Regions from separate parts of the Homo sapiens genome. Here all the other regions are linked to region 1. Evidence: read pairs that join two places in POLR2A ChIA-PET (ENCODE). Cell type or tissue: MCF 10A. All regions are shown on one strand. Each heading gives the region's core, and the rest is flanking DNA. Links, peaks and the distances in the headings are about the cores only.

Evidence for each region. Peaks named below come from ENCODE experiments on the same cell type or tissue, not always from the same donor. Only the 100,000 strongest peaks of a DNase experiment are listed, where the experiment ranks them.
Region 2: POLR2A ChIA-PET joins it to region 1 with 5 read pairs; 3 of 35 experiments call an interaction of 5 or more read pairs at or near these places.
Region 3: POLR2A ChIA-PET joins it to region 1 with 7 read pairs; 19 of 35 experiments call an interaction of 5 or more read pairs at or near these places.

What each region holds. Positions count from the first base shown.
Region 1 is chr1:204,521,502-204,527,369 of GRCh38, reverse strand. MDM4 (MDM4 regulator of p53) reads right to left here. Exons shown (of 11, transcript NM_002393.5): 2 at 1,774-1,886; 3 at 936-1,010. The coding sequence starts at 1,851. Among named protein-coding and RNA genes, the nearest start is that of MDM4, 8.0 kb to the right of the region's middle. RefSeq lists an enhancer at 1,778-2,977. In MCF 10A, for the core only: no CTCF peak of the experiment used is centred there; a DNase peak (open chromatin) is centred at 2,289.
Region 2 is chr1:204,292,037-204,297,904 of GRCh38, reverse strand. The region is part of intron 1 of PLEKHA6 (pleckstrin homology domain containing A6); the gene reads left to right. Among named protein-coding and RNA genes, the nearest start is that of PLEKHA6, 65 kb to the left of the region's middle. RefSeq lists an enhancer at 1,686-2,577. In MCF 10A, for the core only: no CTCF peak of the experiment used is centred there; DNase peaks (open chromatin) are centred at 1,344, 3,364 and 3,744.
Region 3 is chr1:204,419,507-204,425,374 of GRCh38, reverse strand. PIK3C2B (phosphatidylinositol-4-phosphate 3-kinase catalytic subunit type 2 beta) reads left to right here. Exons shown (of 33, transcript NM_001377334.1): 33 at 335-2,742. The coding sequence ends at 523. Among named protein-coding and RNA genes, the nearest start is that of PPP1R15B, 11 kb to the right of the region's middle. In MCF 10A, for the core only: no CTCF peak of the experiment used is centred there; a DNase peak (open chromatin) is centred at 2,354.

The DNA of each region.
Region 1 (5,868 bases), core at 1-5,000:
TTTATAATAAAAACTACTGCATTTAATTCCTGCCTCAAAATACAGCCTGTAAATCAGACAGTGTCTTTTTTTTCTGAGACAGGGTCTCTCATTCTATCAACCAAGCTGGAGTGCACCTCATTGCAACCTTCACCTTCTGGGTTCAAGCGATCCTCCCACTTCAGCCTCCCATGTAGCTGCTGGGACTAAACGAGCAGACCACCATGCCCGCCCAATTTTTGTATTTTTTTTTTTTTTTTTAGAGACAGGGTTTCATCATGTTGCCCAGGCTGGTCTCAAAATCCTGGGTTCATGCAATCCCTCCACCTCAGCCTCCCAAAATACTGGGATTGCAGGCGTGAGCTATGGTGCCAGGCCCAGTGTCTTTTTAATCTTTACTTGCTCTGCATTTTAACTCTACGATCAATGAATTCATGGTTCATCTTATGTTTATCTTATAACACACTTCAAAAGAAAGGAAATATGATGTTCAACCTAACAGTCTTTAAAACAGAGTATAAGTTGCCCCTCTGATACCTCAGGAGTAGAACTTCCTTTCTTAGGCCTGATTTCAAAACTACATATTCACTGGCTTCTACTTCTCAACTGTTCTTAAAACTGAGAATTTGGCCAGGCGCGGTGGCTCATGCCTGTAATCCCAGCACTTTGGGAGGCCAAGGCGGATGGATCATGAGGTCAGGAGACTGAGACCATCCTGGCTAACACGGTGAAACCCCATCTCTACTAAAAATACAAAAAATTAGCCGGGCGTGGCAGCAGGCACCTGTAATCCCAGCTACTCGGGAGGCTGAGGCAGGAGAATGGCGTGAACCCAGGAGGCGGAGCTTGCAGTGATCTGAGATCGCACCACTGCACTCCAGCCTGGGCAAAAGAGGGAGACTCCATCTCAAAAAAAAAAAAAACAAAAAAAATGAGAATTTTATTTGATGGCTTACCTCTTTAACAGTGAACATTTCACCTTGCGCACCTGCTGCATGCAAAATCTTCAAAAGCGGCAGTTTTGGTCGTACCTGATATAAACATAAAATAAATGTGCTATTTACATTTCAAGTAGGTTTCTGAAACTATGGAACAAGAGAACCTCTTTAAACAGCTCCCCCCGCTTTTGTTTTTTGAGGCAAGGTCTTGCTCTGTCGCCTTGGCTGGAGTGCAGTGGTGTGATCACAGGTCACTGCAGCCTCAACCTCCCAGACTCAACTGATCCTCCCACTTCAGCCTCCAGAGTAGCTGGGACTACAGGTGCACGCCACCATATCCAGGTAATTTTTGTATTTTTTTGTAGAGAGGGGGTTTCACCATGTTTCCCTGGCTGTTCTCAAACCCCTGGGCTCAAGAGACCTGCCTACCTCCGCCTCCCGAAGTGCTGGGATTATAGGCATGACCCACCTCGCCCAGCACAACCCCCACCTCCCCTACTTTTTTTAAAAAAGAGACAAGGTCTCACTCTCTTGCCCAGCCTGGGGTGCACTGGTTGTGATCATAATTCACTGCAGCTTTGAACTCCTGGGCTCAAGTGATATCCCGCCTCAGGCTCCCAAGTAGCTAGAACTAAAGGCACACCCCACTGCATCTAGCTAATTTTTTCTTTTAGAAATGTTTTGTAGAGATACAGGTCTCACTATGTTGCCAAGGCTGGTCTCAAACACCTGGCTTCAAGTAAGCTTCCTGCCTTGACTTCTCAAAGTGCTGGGATTACAGTCATGAGACAGCTAAACTTTTTAAAAATTAAAAAAAAAAAAAACCAAAAAACTAGAAATACCGAAAATGATTTACCTGATTGATTTGTCCAGGAGAGATCCTGCAAGCACTGTCAGATGTTGAACACTGAGCAGAGGTGGAAAATGATGTCATTTTGGTAGTGAAGAAACTGCAGTCTGTTGGTAAAACTAAATAGAAAAAAAAATTTATAACATCTATTCTAATGCAGAAAATTCCCTATTTAGCATTCACACAAAGGCAACCAGCAGAAGTAAAAGACACATATGACACATATAATGGAGCACCGTACACAAATGCTGTATACCCTTGCTGAGGTTCTGCATATCTTCTGACTACTTTCTAGTTCTGATTTAATTAAGAGTAAGAATCGTCCAAGCTTCTCTCAGGTGAAGGCTGAAACAGTAACAGTTTCAGGCACGCTCCAACCTCCAACTGATGTTAATCAGTAAACTGTTTTAGCTGAAAGTCAAATCATTATCTCCCCAATGGTTATCAGGTAGAGCACTCTCTAGATGCAAGACTGGGGATTTACCAAGGTAAGTCACAGGTTTTAAGATTCCAACAGGACTTCTAGGAAAACCTCTACAACATGTTGGAACATGTCTTGACAAAGGACCATAGAAAGTTAACTAAGAGTCAACATTTTAAGTACCAGTTAAAACAGCTTGTAAATGTACCAACCCCAGAAAAAAACACAGCAATTACAAACCTACAAAATGGGTTAAACCGAGATGGACATATACCATCAAAGAAAAGATGTAGCATGAAGTGAAATACAGAGTAAAGTTCAATGAAAATCTTTCACCTACCTTTTATCCTTAAAAAAACAAAAGCTACAGAGAAGGAAGATAGATTGTTTATTTATTTATTTATTTTGAGACACAGTCTCGCTGTCCCCCAGGCTGAAGCGCAATGGCGCAATCTCGGCTCACTGTAACCTCTGCTTCCCAGGTTCAAGCGATTCTCCTGCCTCAGCCTCCTGAGTAGCTGGGATTACAGGCACACGCCACCACGCCCAGCTCATTATTGTATTTTTAGTAGAGACGGGGTTTCACCCTGTTGGTCAGGCTGGTCTCAAATTCCTGACCTCGTGATCCGCCCACCTCAGCCTCCCAAAGTGCTGGGATTACAGGCGTGAGCCACCATGCCCAGCCGGAAAATAGATTTTTAAATAAACTTAAGTTAACCTTCATTTATGCCTTTTTCTAACAAAAGGCAACAATTATTAAAACTGATGACTAACAAGCCACATCAGGGAAAGGGTAAATGGCGACTAGAATAGGCCAGGTGCAGTGGCTCACGCCTGTAATCCTAACAGTTTGGGAGACTAAGATGGGCAGATCACCTGAGGTCAGGAGTTTGAGATGTAGGATTTAATAAATTCCTCTTCAAAGGTTTTAGCCTGTAAATTGTTAAGTACAATGAGTTCTGAGATGCTCTCCAAAAAACCAATGTATCTGTATGTTCAGCTCCCCTGTTCTTTGTTCTTCATTTAAAACTTTAAAAGTTTAACTTCCTCATTCTCTTCATCTCCTTGCCCCTCGTTTCAGTAAACAACCCCCTCCTAGCTTCTATCACCTGCTCCATCCTGAGTCACTCCTGGTCACCTCCCTTGACCTGAGTCATCCTGAGTCACCTGTTCTGTAACTGTTCTTCCCGCCATACTACTCGCCCAGCCACTCCAGCTCATACCCCTGCTCTCTTTAAAATAGCCCATCAGTATTAGCTTAGACTGTGCGGTCCAACCCTAGCCAATACGGGAACAACACAGAAGTAGGGGCTACCTGCGTCAGGGATAAGAACCCCTTCCCCTCCCTTGTTCAGGTGTGCTCTCACCATTGCTCCATCCGTGAGATGCACCCTTCCATAGAAGTAAAATTGCCTTGCTGAGAAAATTAAATTTATGTTTGAGTGATATTCATTTGCAGCTTCGAAAATTTATTTCTAACAGAGGCCAGACTAGGCAACAGGGCAAAACCCTGTCTCTACTAAAAATACAACAACTAGCTGGGCATGGCACGAGCCTGCAGTCCCAACTACTAAGGAAGCTGAGGCATGAGAATCACCTGAACTGGCAAGGTGGAGGTTGCAGTGAGCCAAGACTGTGCCACTGCACTCCAGCCTGGGTGACAAAGCGATACCCTGTCGCAAAAAAAAAAAAAAAAAAAAAAAAAAAATTTTTTTTAGGTGGAGTCTCGCTCTGTCGCCCAGGCTGGAGTGCAGTGGCATGATCTCGGCTCACTGCAAGCTCCGCCTCCTGGGTTCACACCATTCTCCTGCCTCAGCCTCCCGAGTAGCTGGGACTACAGGCGCCCACCACCACGCCCAGCTAATTTTGTGTATTTAGTAGAGACGGGGTTTCACCATGTTAGCCAGGATGGTCTTGATCTCCTGACCTCGTGATCCGCCTGCCTCAGCCTCCCAAAGTGCTGGGATTACAGGCATGAGCCACCACGTCTGGACAAAAAAAAATTTTTTTAAGACTATCAGCCGGGCACGCTGGCCCATGCCTGTAATCCCAGCACTTTGGGAGGCTGAGGAAGGTGGATCACCTGAGGTCAGGAGTTCAACACCAGCCTGGCCAACATGGTGAAACCCCGTCTCTACTAAAGCTCCAAAAATTAGGCGAGCGTGGTGGCACATGCATGTAATCCCAGCTACTCAGGAGGCTGAGGCAGGAGAATCACTTGAACCTGGGAGGCGGAGGTTGCAGTGAGCTGAGATCGCACCATTGCACTCCAACCTGGGTTACAAGAGTGAAACTCCATCTCAAAAAAAAAAAAAAAAGACAATCAGTAAATACACTGGCTGAAGATAACAAGATCCCTCATGCTTCTGAAAAGGCTTATAGCTGTAATCAAGTATAAATTCCTCCCTCTCCCATTACCTTACTTTGCTATAAAATAAGTCAAATAGGAAACAAGCACAATTTAAAATTCAGAAGTGGGCCAGGCATGGTGGCTCACGCCTATAATCTCAGCACTTTGGGATTGTACTCCCCAGATGAGGCAGGCAGATCATGAGGTCAAGAGATCAAGACTATCCTGGCCAAAATGGTGAAACCGTCTCTACTAAAAATACAAAAATTAGCCAGGTGTGGTGGCACACGCCTGTAGTCCCAACTACTCGGGAGGCTGAGACAGGAGAATCGCCTGAACTTGGGAAGCGGAGGTTGCAGTGAGCCGAGATCGTGCCACTGCACTACAGCCTGGTGACAGAGCAAGATTGTTTCAAAAAAAAAAAAAAAATTTAAAACCTGGCTTTTAATGGGTGGCTATTGATCTCATCACCTACTTCCTCATTTGCTTTTTTTGTGTGTGTGTGATGGAGTCTCACTCTGTCACTCAGGCTGGAGTGCAGTGGCACAATCACAGCTCACTGCAGCCTTTCAACCTCCTGGGCTCAAGCAGTCCTCCCACCTCAGCCTCCCAAGTAGTTGGGACTACAGGTGCATGCCACCATGCCCAGCTAATTTATTTTTTGTAGAGACGGGGTCTTGCTATGTTGCCCAGGCTGGTCTCAAACTCCTGGGCTCAAGTGATCCTCCTGCTTCAGCCTCCCAAAGTGCTGTAATCCCTGGGATTACAGGCATGGGCCACCACTCCTAGCCTGCCCTCTAATTCTTATCCTTCTTTTTGTCTATGCTCAAATGACAGTTTGTCAACAAGGCCTCATATGAACACCCATTTTTAAAACTAAAACTCCCAACCGCTTGTATTCCCTATCTCCTTCCCTGCTTTATTTTTCCCTACCAACCTTTTTACCAACCAAAACACTACATATTTTAATTATTTATTATGTAAAATATAAGCTACAAGTGGACAGGAATTTGTAACTGTCTATTTATACATTTCCAGTGTCTAAATCTGACAACTACATACATGGTAGAGCAACATGGTAGATAGAAACATTAATTATAATGTGCAGACCGTTTCCAAAAATGGCTCCCAATGAACCACGCTCCCTAACTGGCCCTATGACTTAATAAATAGAATGCAGCAGGTGATAATGTGACAATTCCAGGCCTGGCAGGCTCATGTTTTGTACTTTTGGAGGTGCTTGAAATCTGGCTACTCTACTGGAGACTACACAAAAAGGCTACAAGGAGAGGGAGGTGCAGTTGCCCAGCTGAGCCCAGACTCTTAGCCA
Region 2 (5,868 bases), core at 325-5,324, 230 kb after region 1:
GCCGTCTTCCCTCTATCACTCACATTGATGGACCTTGTGGAGGTTGGGCAACCAAAACCTGCAAAGAACCCTAAATCCTTTTGGATCTCTGATAAGAAACAGCTCATAGTTAGCAATGTAGAGGGGACTGAATTTCAGTTCCGATGTTTCTGGTGGTTCCACAAGCTGGGGGGTTGAGACAATGATAACCACGAACGTGTAACAGGCATCGTTTTAGGCATTTTATGTGAATTAAGTCACTTAATCCTCACAATAAATCCTATGAAGTAGAAACTGTTACCCACCCCCCCTGTTGCCGATGAGGAAACTGAGGCATAGAGAGATTGAATAACTTGTCCAAAGTCCCATTGCTAGTATGGAGTAGAGTCAGGATTCTAATCCAGGCATTGTGACTTCCCAGCCATCCTTCCTTTTCTCTCTGACCAACTGGGGAACCAAACAGTTCTACCCCAGGTGAACAGGAGAAAAGACTGCCTGATATCAACTCCCCCAGGACAGCGACCTTGTCCTTTGTAGCCATGTGCTAAGGCCCAGTGCCTTACACCCAGTAGAATTTCTTGTTGGAAAGAGAAAACTTAAAGGGGGACGAGGATTAGTCTTTGTCTTGAGACTTTCCAACAAGAGAAATTTACATTTAGACACTCCATGTATCCATGTATTTTCCTACCAGAAGGTAGTGTTTAGGAGTTAAATGTCACATCAAAGACAAATGTTAGAGCCAGGAGATTTTTCTTTCTAGGAAGAAGGATATGTTAGTTAGTGACTTTCTCCATCTGATTCGGATTTTATCTCTACTGTTGTCACTAAATTCTTTTCCTTTCTCTCTCCATGGAGCTGGTAGTTTAAAAAAAGAAATCTGCAGGGATGGGTACGGTGGCTCTCTGGTTATGGTGGTAATAGCCATGTTCCTAAATCTGAACTCCTTTCTTCAGGTCAAATTGCATAAGCTTTCCATGGTACTGCAGGCTTTTTCTTTCTGCTCCCCTTCACTCTGCGATGCCTCAAACCTCTCATTTCCGTCCACGCTCTCTGCAGACACAGAGTACTGAGGCTGGAAGGAGAAGGAGGGGAACAGGCAGGCCCCACTCTCTGCTCTGAGTAGTGTGTGGGAGGAGGCTGGAGAACGGAGCACTTCTCTCTGATCCTGCCTGACTCTTTTGGAGCCAGTGAGGTGGGGGTGTCTCTGAGTGAAGCAGAGGGAGGCCTGGAGGGGCTCAGGAGCTGGACTATTTCTGTAACACAGAGCACGTCTGCAGCCAGCCACAGAGAAGGTCAAACTCTGGGTGCAGGGCTGGAATGCAAGGGGCCAGGCAGCTGGGGGGAGCTGTGGTTTCACCCTTCTGGCAGCTTAGAGGGCCGCTGCAATGCCCTTTGGGGAAGGTGGGGCTACCCACAGCAAAGCGAGTAGGGGAGTGGGGAGGGACTCTGCTCTGGTAGATAGTGATGATGGTGCAGGGCATTGGAGGAGGGTAGGGGAAGGCATGCAAAATCTAAATGCCCATCACATGTGTTGGAGAGGAATTGAATTCCAAGATGTGGGGGCTTTAATTCATGCTCTCTACCATTAAAAAAAAAAATCAGGCAAAGCACTGTGTGAGAGGAAAGAGAAATAGTGCTGAGACGGGAACCAGGAGGCCACGAAACACACGCATGTGAGTGTGCACCAGTGTTCAGAAATCCACATGGGGAGGAGGATGCACTTGCACTGGCCCCTTCCAAGGCCATATCTAACACACAAATTTGTACCTATAGTCTTTTCCTTAATGAGGACCACGCCCCTCCCACCACAAATTGTATAAGCTCCAGGACCCCAGAAACCCAGATCTGTTGCTGCATCCACGACACTGACACATATGCCCTTCCTTGGTCCCCTGCCTGCACGTCATGAAGCCCCTTCCTCTGTGTGCGTGCACCCCGTAGCTTCTGTGCCTTACCCTCATCTTCCCACGTGTGTTTGTGCGGTTTGGAGCTTCTTGAGTTTCCGTTTATAGTTAGAAAATTGCCCTGCTCTGGCTCTGGCTTTGTCACAGGAGGCTCGTGTTGGCTCAGTCTGACTGCTGCTTGACCTTTGGCCACCCTGCCCTTGGCTTGGCCTGCTGTGGCCACCTAGAAGCATAATCTGTTGGTTTGTTTTCCTTCTCGGGCTGTGGGTCCTCCCCAGCTGAATCTAAGCCTCTAAAATGGGGTGAGGGTTTCAGATGAGCAGGCAGCCTTTGGAAGGAGCGCTTCCCTGAAGAACCGAAGGTGCTCAGGATGAGCAGCTCTTTTGTCCTATAATTTGCTCTAGGGGCAATGAGATTCCCTTTCTCAGGTCTAGTGGGCCCCAAGAGAACAAGGACTTGCTACACACCTTATGCAGCTGGATAGCAGCATAAGCACTAGAATTTTTTTTTTGTTGTTTGTTTTTTTTTTTTTGAGATGGCATCTCCCTCTGTCACCCAGGCTAGAGTGCAATAGCATGACCTCAGCTCACTGCAACCTCCGCCTCCCGGATTCAAGCGATCCTCTTGCCTCAGCCTCCCGAGTAGCTGGGACTACAGGCGTGTGCCACCACACCTGGTTACTTTTTGTATTTTTAGTAGAAACAGGGTTTCATTATGTTGGCCAGGCTGTACTTGAACTCCAGACCTCAGGAAATCCACCCACCTTGGCCTCCCAAAGTGCTGGGATTATGGGCATGAGCCAATGCGCCTGGCCTAGAACTGGGTCTTCTTAGTCAATTATTTCTGTCCAGTAATGTTGACCCTTAGAATGGACTGCTTTCAACCATGACACACACACAAAAGCCCACCTCCCAGTTCAAATTACACTAGGAACAGACCTCCCTCACATTTGAGATTCTCAGGTGTTAATTGTTCTGGCTCCTAAGTACAGGGGAGAGGGTACTATCTTGATGGATAACTTCTTTAGGAACAAATTATTAAGCATCCATCTGTAGGTGTCAAAGTGGTGAGGGGTTTTATAATCAAAATTGAGCCACTGTCTCCTAAGGATAAATAGCCCAAGGCAGATGCAGACAGATAATAATGATTATTAGCATTTATTGAACATTTACTAAGTGCCAGAACCTTTCATAAATTTTTTGTGGGTATAATCTTATTTACTCCTGTGACGAACCCATGAAGAAGGTCCGTATATTATCCCGTTTTCACAGATGGGGGAATGAAAGCACAGAGAGGTTAAGTTTCTCACCCAGAGTCCCTTAGGTAGTAACTGGTGGAGCCGGGATTGGAACTGGGGCAGTCTGACTCCAGAGCCAAAAATCTCAAGGCTAATGCGGATTCAACTCAATAAAAATAAACGAAAGGATTAGCTGGTAGGATGATGCATGAGAAGGGAATTTCAAGTTGCACAACTAACATAAAGTGGGAAGAAAGCTGGCTTTGGGCTGTGTCCTGGGCTCTAATCCCAGTTCTCTCACTTCCTAACTGTGTAGCCTTGGGCTAATAACCTGACCTCTCAGGTTCTTCCTCCGCAACAGCAGGACAGCAATACCTATCTCTGGGGGTTAAGCAGAGAATTCGCTAGCATCATGACTTGGATAGGTGTTAATTTCCTTTTTCTTTCTGTGCTAGTTGTCAAGTTTTCCTGGGAGGGTGAAGGGTAATTTGGGAATTCAAGGTTAATTCTTATTTCAAGAAGAAATGTCCAACCAGCCCTCCAGTACCCTATCTTCTGGACAAGATTTTCTGCCATCACCACTTCCTCCGTATCCTCCTGGGATGGCCTGGAATTGGAGGAGAGACAGGCTGGAGAGAGAGAAGGGTGTTTGGCTTAATGCAGCTGTCAAGCAGCTGTCACGCTCTGGCCACTCTTTCTTCATCTTCTCTTTTTCCTTTTAAAAACAAGGACATTCTCTTGCATAACCACAGTACAATTAACAGACTCAGGAAACTTAATAACATCGATACAATTCTATTATCTAATATACAGTCCATATTGAAATTTCACCAGTTGTCCTAATAATGTCATTAGAATCCAATTCAGGATCATGTCTCTTTCCTCTCAGTCTGGAAAGTCCCTCAGCCTTTCTCCATGTTCATGCATTGAAGTTTTCTTAAAGAGCACAGGATCCTCTCTGGGACTTCCTGAGCCTTGTCCCGTCTTTCCTCATCCCTGAGCAGGGCTGACTAGAGTAAGGCGATTAATACACTCCCCTTAGGTACAAAATGTCTTACATTTTGCCAAATGGGTGCCAAAAAACTCGGTAGTCAAGATAAATAACATTTCAATGCAATAATTTTAAAATCAAAATCAATGCAAACATTTCATGAAGAACAAAATAGTAACATTCGAAATAAAGACAGGATCTAAAACAGTGCCACTTTAAGCCAAATTGGAGGCTGAGGCAAAAGGGAAATTCCAGTGATACTGGTCCTGTCTTTATTTGAAATGTTGGTATTTCATTCATCATGGGTTTTTAATGTTAATTTTTATTTCAAAAATATCGCGTTAAAATAAGTCTTGATTGGCCGGGTGCAGTGGCTCATGCTTGTAATCCCAGCACTTTGGGAGGCCAAGGCGGGCGGATCACCTGAGGCCAGGAGTTCGAGATCAGCCTGGCCAGCATGGTGAAACCGTATCTCTACTGAAAATACAAAAATTAACTGGGTGTGGTGGCACATGCCTGTAGTCCCAGCTACTTGGGAGGCTGAGGCAGGATAATCGCTTGAACTTGGGAGGCAGAGGTTGCAATGAGCCAAGATCGCGCCACTGCACTGCAGCCTGGGTGACAGAGCAAGACTCCATCTCAAAGAAAAAAAAAAAGTCTGATTACTGAGTTTTTGGATGCCCCTTAAACTTTGTGCTCCCTCCCCCACTCCCACAGTGTGGGCTTGCTCCCTCTCCCAGTCATCCCACCCTCAGAACAAGTTGGGGGAGAGAGGTGGGGCTCCATGCCAGGAGGAGGAAGGTTAGGGTACAGAGAAGAGGCGGGAGGGGAGGGGTACAGAGGCCTGGAACGCAGCCGTGTGTCTGGCCGGGAGCTCTCTAACACTAACAGCTTCCAGCTGCTTCCACAACCTCCAGACTTCCGCCTTGGGAGTGGCATTTGGTTGTTTTTTATTCCCCCTCTTCACATCAAATGTGTGATCTAATTAGACTTTGCATCCCTCATTTCTATCAGTCTTCCCTGTCTTGCAGTGCTCCCCTTAGTTGACCTGTCCTGACCCTGTTTCCATCCATCCCAGGAGCCTCTCAGGTGCTGCCACTGGCATGCTCCAGGAGCATCCACCCAGTGCTGGGTGAGCACCACAAAGACCAAGCCAGGGCAAGAGACACAGGTAGGCGTCAGCCAGGGTGAGGGAAATGGGGGGCATCAGCCAGGGCGAGGGACACAGGTGGGCATCAGCCAGGGTGAGGGACATAGGTGGGCGTCAGCCAGGGTGAGGGACACAGGTGGGTATCAGCCAGGGTGAGGGACATAGTGCCCGGGTGAGGGACATAGGTGGGCATCAGCCAGGTCGGGGCAGCTCCTTGTGGCCCTGAGGAAAGAGCTTCGGACTGAGGTTAACAGACCCCGAGGTTAGCCTTGCCTCAGGTATATGAGGTGGGTTATCTCAGCCAACACTTCCAGCTTCAGGGATTTTGTTTTGTAAAATGAGGGTGGTACTAACACTTTTCTGCCCACCTCATAAGACCATAAAAGAACCAAATGAGATAATGATGACAGTGCTTTGTGAACCGTAAAGGATTTTATTTGATATTTTCCCTTCTGTCATAGAACAAATAATCCTTTATTTTGATGAAGACCGTATTCAGGTCTGCTACATTATTTGATCTAAATCCATGAGAAGAGTAAAGGCGGATTCAGGACACATGTTCATCTCTGCCTGTAACCAGCATTTCTGTCAGACTAAAGCAGGTCAG
Region 3 (5,868 bases), core at 434-5,433, 100 kb after region 1:
TTTGCCAGCCCTTTTGGGCTGGGATTTCATGGCTGGGGTCTGGCCCTATCCTGTGGGAAGGAGAAGCCTGCTGGTCCTGTGCTGAAAATGAGCAGTGGCCCCAATACAAAGCCCTCACCTGCTTGAACTCTGAGCAAAGAACAGAGTTCATTAATGCTTCCCTTGGAGTCTGTGTACCTTGTGTGCCTTCTGTATTACCTGGGACTCTGCAGGGTGAGTGCTAGCCTCAGCTGGATCAGCCCCCAACAGACTTTACCATCTCCCTCTCGGGTTCCCTCTGGATTCTTCTTGTTCCTTCTCTCACCACTTCCCTCACCCATCTCTATGTTTGCAGTTGGTATATGATGGGATCCCCAAGGGTGACCTGCAGCAGCGGGAGCTCCAGCTGAGCGTGCTGAGTGAGCAGGGATTCTGGGAGAACGTCCTCCTCGGTGAGGTGAACATCCGCCTGCGAGAGCTGGACCTGGCTCAGGAGAAGACCGGCTGGTTCGCCCTGGGATCTCGAAGTCATGGCACCTTGTGAGCCCAGCAGAGCCACCACCCAGCATCCCAGGCTGGTGGCAGGAGCTGGGGGAGAGGACTCTCCCCTGTGAGACTCCTCCTTGTGAAGGGCCAGGGCCCTGGGCAGGCCTCCAGCTCGGTCCAGGTGATTCTGGCCTCTGTGGTAGGAGGCAGGGAGAGTAAGACATGCTCTGCTGTCTCTTCCTCTGGAGACTGAACTTGGGTTGGTTGTGATGAGCAGCCCCTTGGAGGCTGTGAGGTTGCAGCAAAGTTTTAAGTTTACCTTGTGTCAAGGGAGCAATGCTTGGTTTGGGGAGTGTGTGGGGTGGGCTGTATGAAGTAGCATTTTGGGGGTGGGTGGGTGGATATCTTAATTTTTATTTTTAAAAAATGAAATAGTGATGTTGTCCTAACTGGGACAGGAAGCCTTGCGAGAAGGGACGTACCTATGCCCCAGAAGGCAAGAGAGGAAGACTATTTGGACTTTTTGTATGATTAAGGTTCTTATTGGACTTTTCCCTAGGTTTTTTTTTTTTGTTATTGTTGTTGTTGTTTCGTTTTCTAGCTATAGGAACTATCTGGGGAGGGGCCCAGTGGGTCCTCGGCCAGAGCCCTCTCTAAGGACAGGTTGGGGAGGGTTGGGGAGGGCTGCCTGTGCTGGACTGAGGCTTGTGCCACTGGGCCTTTCTGATTTTGCCTCCAAAGGAGAGCGCTGTGATACCTACATGTGTAAGGAAGGGCCTTCCGTATTGGGGTTCTGCCAAGGACCCGTATTCAGGGACCCATGCTCTTTTGGGGGGACTTTTCCTCTTGTCTTCCCTACTTTATTAGGACTTGCCCTGAATACCATTTTCTACCCCTTGCCCCTCCATTCTCCTGGCCCTTCTGGGGGTCAGCTGGTCTCTATGAATATGCTGGGGGTGCTTCCCCATAGGTCTCTCCCTTCATTTGTCTCTGGTGGGACAAAATACTGACTCAGTCCTTAGATGTAGTTTCACCCAAGAGCATCTTGGCCCTGGGAAGAGGTCCCTAGGCTGCAGATGCTACTGACTGCTTGCTAGGTAGCCTCTGGAAAGCATTCCCCATCCATCACTCCCCACTTCTTTCTGCTGTGCTGCTTCCCTCCCAAACTCCATTTCTGTCACCCTTTTTATAAGACTTTTCCTCATTCTGTGGGGCCATAAACCTATTTAGTCTGGAGCCAAAGGGATGCCCTATCTGAAGGAAAGGGGCATGGGGTGGGGGATTCCATCAAAACTGTTGTTTTTTGCCCCATGATTTTTCTTTGGTCAGTAGGAGGCTGGATTGGAGTGGTGATTATTCCCCTGGAGCTAAGCTCAGGAGCCCGAAGGGAGAGACTGAGACTGACTCCCTTATCTCTTCATATTCTTTATTCCCTACCAGATGGATTTTTTTTTTTTTTTTTGGAGACGGAGTCTCGCCCTGTCGCCAGGCTGGAGTGTAGTGGCATGATCTCGACTCACTGCAAAATCTGCCTCCCGGGTTCAAGCGATTCTCCTACCTCAGCCTCCCGAGTAGCTGGGATTACAGGCATGTGCCACCACGCCAAGCTAATTTTTGTATTTTTAGTAGAGACGGGGTTTCACCATGTTGGCCAGGATGGTCTCGATCTCTTGACCTCGTGATCTGCCTGCCTTGGCCTCCCAAAGTGCTGGGATTACAGGCGTGAGCCACCATGCCCCGCCCCAGATGGATTTTACATTTGCTCTTTTGTGTTTCGCTCCAAAGGGTTGTCTTCCTCGCCAAAAGGAGGGAGGGACTTTGAATTTGATATGAATCTTTAAAACCAGAATTGGCTGGATATTTCCCATGATTGGGAAAAGAGTGAAATGAGGACATTCTGTAAACTGTCCCTCCCTAATTCCAAGGATCAGAAACTCCCCGTTTTGCTGACTCATTCCATAACTGGAGAAAGAAGCTCCATTGACCGAAGCCACAGGGCAGCATGGAAGTTTAAATTTTCTCTAAAATTAAAATGCCAAGGATAAAGCTGGCTGCTTCCAGGAGGGGGAAGAGGAGTGGGGAGTGGGCGGTGAAACTTTTCCAGATGAACGGACCATAAATGTGTTACTGGCTTTGTGCCTGTAGCTCATTTTATTATGACCTATATGCTCCTGATTTAAAGAGATCTGTGTACTGTTTACTTCCCACTTCCCAGAATCCCTTGTATCTCCTTTCTCGGGAATTGTATTTTCTAATAAATGACATTTGAGAAAAAAATGAAACTATAATTTTATTTATTTTTTTGACACAGGGTCTCTCTCAGTCGCCCAGGCTTGGAGTGCAGTGGTGAGATCTAGGCTCACTGCAACCTCCACCTCCCGGACTCCATCCATCCTCCCACCTCAGCCTTCCCAGTAGCTGGGACCACAGGTGCACACCACCATGTCTGGCTAATTTTTTTTTATTCTTTGTAGAGACAGGGTTTTGCTATGTTTCCCAGGCTGGTCTTGAACTCCTGGGCTCAAGTGATCTACCCGCCTCAGCCTCCCATAATTTTTAAAAGTAATTTTTAGTAGAGCCAAGGTCTTGCTACATTGCGCAGGCTGGTCTTGAATTCCTGAGTCCAAGCAACCCTCTCACCTTGTCCTCCCAAAGTGTTGGGATTACAGGTGTGAGCCACTGCACCCAGCTGAAACTATCATTTTAAAGATTGGTTGATGTTTGGCTGGGCAGAGTGGCTCATCCCTGTAATCTCAGCACTTTGGGAGGCCAAGGTGGGTGAATCACCCGAGGTCAGGAGTTCGAGACTAACCTGACCAACATAGTGAAACCCCGTCTCTACTAAAAATACAAAAATTAGCCAGGCATGGTGGCATGCGCCTGTAACCTCAGCTACTCAGGAGGCTGAGGCAGGAGAATCACTTGAACCAGGGAGGTGGAGGTTGCAGTGAGTCGAGATCGTGCCATTGCACTCCAACCTGGGCAACAAGAGTGAAACTCCGTCTCAAAAAAAAAAAAAAAAAAAAAAAAAAATTGGTTGATGTTCACATGTTTACATTGAAACATCTGATGTATGAGATGAAAATAATAATAGTGGTTTTTTATACCACCACATGGTAACTTTTATATGCACTAGTGCACTGCACTGACCATTTTTACATTTGTCAGCTAAATCTATCCTCACAACAACTTGATCAGGTGTGTACCATTACCCATTTTACAGATGAAGAAACTGAAGCTCAGAGGGATGAAGTAACTTGCCTAAGGGCACACAGCCAATAAGTCTTGGAGTTTGAACCCAGGTTTGTTGCACTCCAAACCTTGTGCAACCCCTCCTAGGCAATGTTTAATACAATCCCTTAAGTTGGTCTAATTGGTATTTCGGGTGCTTTTTATACATGATATATATCATCTTCCATTACCACTGCCCTGGACAGTAAGTATGGCTCATTCATGAATTCTGCAACAAACATTTACAGTTCTTACCAGTGCTACCTAGTGGCATGCCTCCATTCATAAAAAAATACATTGTATTGAATGCATCCTGGGCCCTGTACTCTAGGTACTGGATTGGGGCTTACCAAGGTAAATTAAGACAGTTCTCTGCATTTAAGAAGTTCACTACCAGGGCCAGGCACGGTGGCTCACGCCTGTAATCCCAGCACTTTGGGAGGCCGAGGCAGGCAGATCACGAAGTCAGGAGATCGAGACCATCCTGGCTAACACAGTGAAACCCCATCTCTACTAAAAATACAAAAAATTAGCTGGGTGTGGTGGCGGGCACCTGTAATCCCACCTACTTGGGAGGCTGAGGCAGGAGAATCGCTTGAACCCGGGAGGCGGAGGTTGCAGTGAGCTGAGATTGCGCCATTGCACTCCATCCTGGGCAAAAAGAGCGAAACTGTCTTAAAAAAAAAAAAAAAAGAAGTTTACTACCTAGAAATATTTGACCAACTCCATTTTATAGGAGAAAAAACTGAAACTTGAGATGCCTCAAAACTATCAAGCCACTACAGCATAACCATAGCCCAGAAGGGAATCCCCCAAGTGCAGGATGGAAGTGAAGTGACCCTTGTTCAAGCATTGTACCCAGAAGTCTTCAGAACTCTCCAGTGGGGAGTCATGTTTCATACTGGGGAATTCTGTGGGGGCTTCCAGGGATTTTTCAGTAGTAAACAGTAGGAAGTGTTACTGCTTTATTTCTAAGTGGTCTTGAGGTGTCACTGCAGTTCTGGGCAAGTCCCTATGGACTTTTTAAAGGTTAGTACTTGAATCTGCCAAGAGTCTTAGTGAAGGAAATTTCGTGGCCAAATGAGGTAGAAATCTGAACCCTCCTGAGGGAATGGGAATGAGAGAGGTGGGGAATGAGAGAGAGAGGTTGCCCAAGGAGAAAAGAAACAAAGGCAGCCCAGGGGGCCCAGATTTCTGAGTTCAAAGAGAGGTGACAAAAATGAAGCAGCCCAGCTTGCCGAGATTTGGGGAGCAAAGATTAGACTGGATTTGAAAGGTGAAAAAATGAGGCAGCATTTTAAATTGGGAGAGAATTTTCTGGTGGCTGGGACTTGTCTAAAGTGTCAACAAACAACACTAATGGCTTACTCTGGGTGAGGCGAGGTGTCCGGTACTGTGGCTACTCAGATAACAAAGGTGTGGATCCTGTCTTCAAGGAACTCAGTCTTTCAAGGGAGGCAGGCATGGAAATAAATACAGTGCAGTGTGATACGGACAAGGTGGCATAAGAAGGGGTGGGGCAGGCAGAGTGGGCTTCAGAGAGGATATCTGATCTGAGTGTTAAAATCAATCAGAGCTTCAGGCTTTATTCTTAGGGTGATGGGGTTTTCAGAAAGGGAACTGCAGGGGCCGGGCACGGTGGCCCATGGCTCTAATCTCAGCACTTTGGGAGGCCAAGGCGGGTGGATCATCTGAGGTCAGGAGTTCGAGACCAGCCTGGCCAACATAGTGAAACCCCAACTCTACTAAAAATACAAAAATTAGCCAGGTGTGGTGGTGAACGCCTGTAATCCCAGCTACTCAGGAAGCTCAGGCAGGAGGATCACTTGAACCCAGGAAGTGGAGGTTGCAGTAAGTTAAGACGGCACCACTGCACTCTAGCCTGGGCAACAGAGAGAGACTCTTATCTAAAAAAAAAAAAAAAAAAAACCTGAAAAACGGTAATGTCTAATTTATGTTTTAAGGGATCATTCTTCTGGCTGCTGTTCGAAGCAAGAATGGAAGCAGAAGAGGAGGCTATTGTAGTCTAGGAGGGAAATGATGGTGGCTTGGGGATGGTAAAAGTGGTCAAATTCTGGATATATTTTGAAGGTAGAGCTGACAGGACTTGCTGATGGACTGCATATGGAATCGAGGGAAAGGGGAGTTGAGGTTGACTCCTCAGTGTGGAGC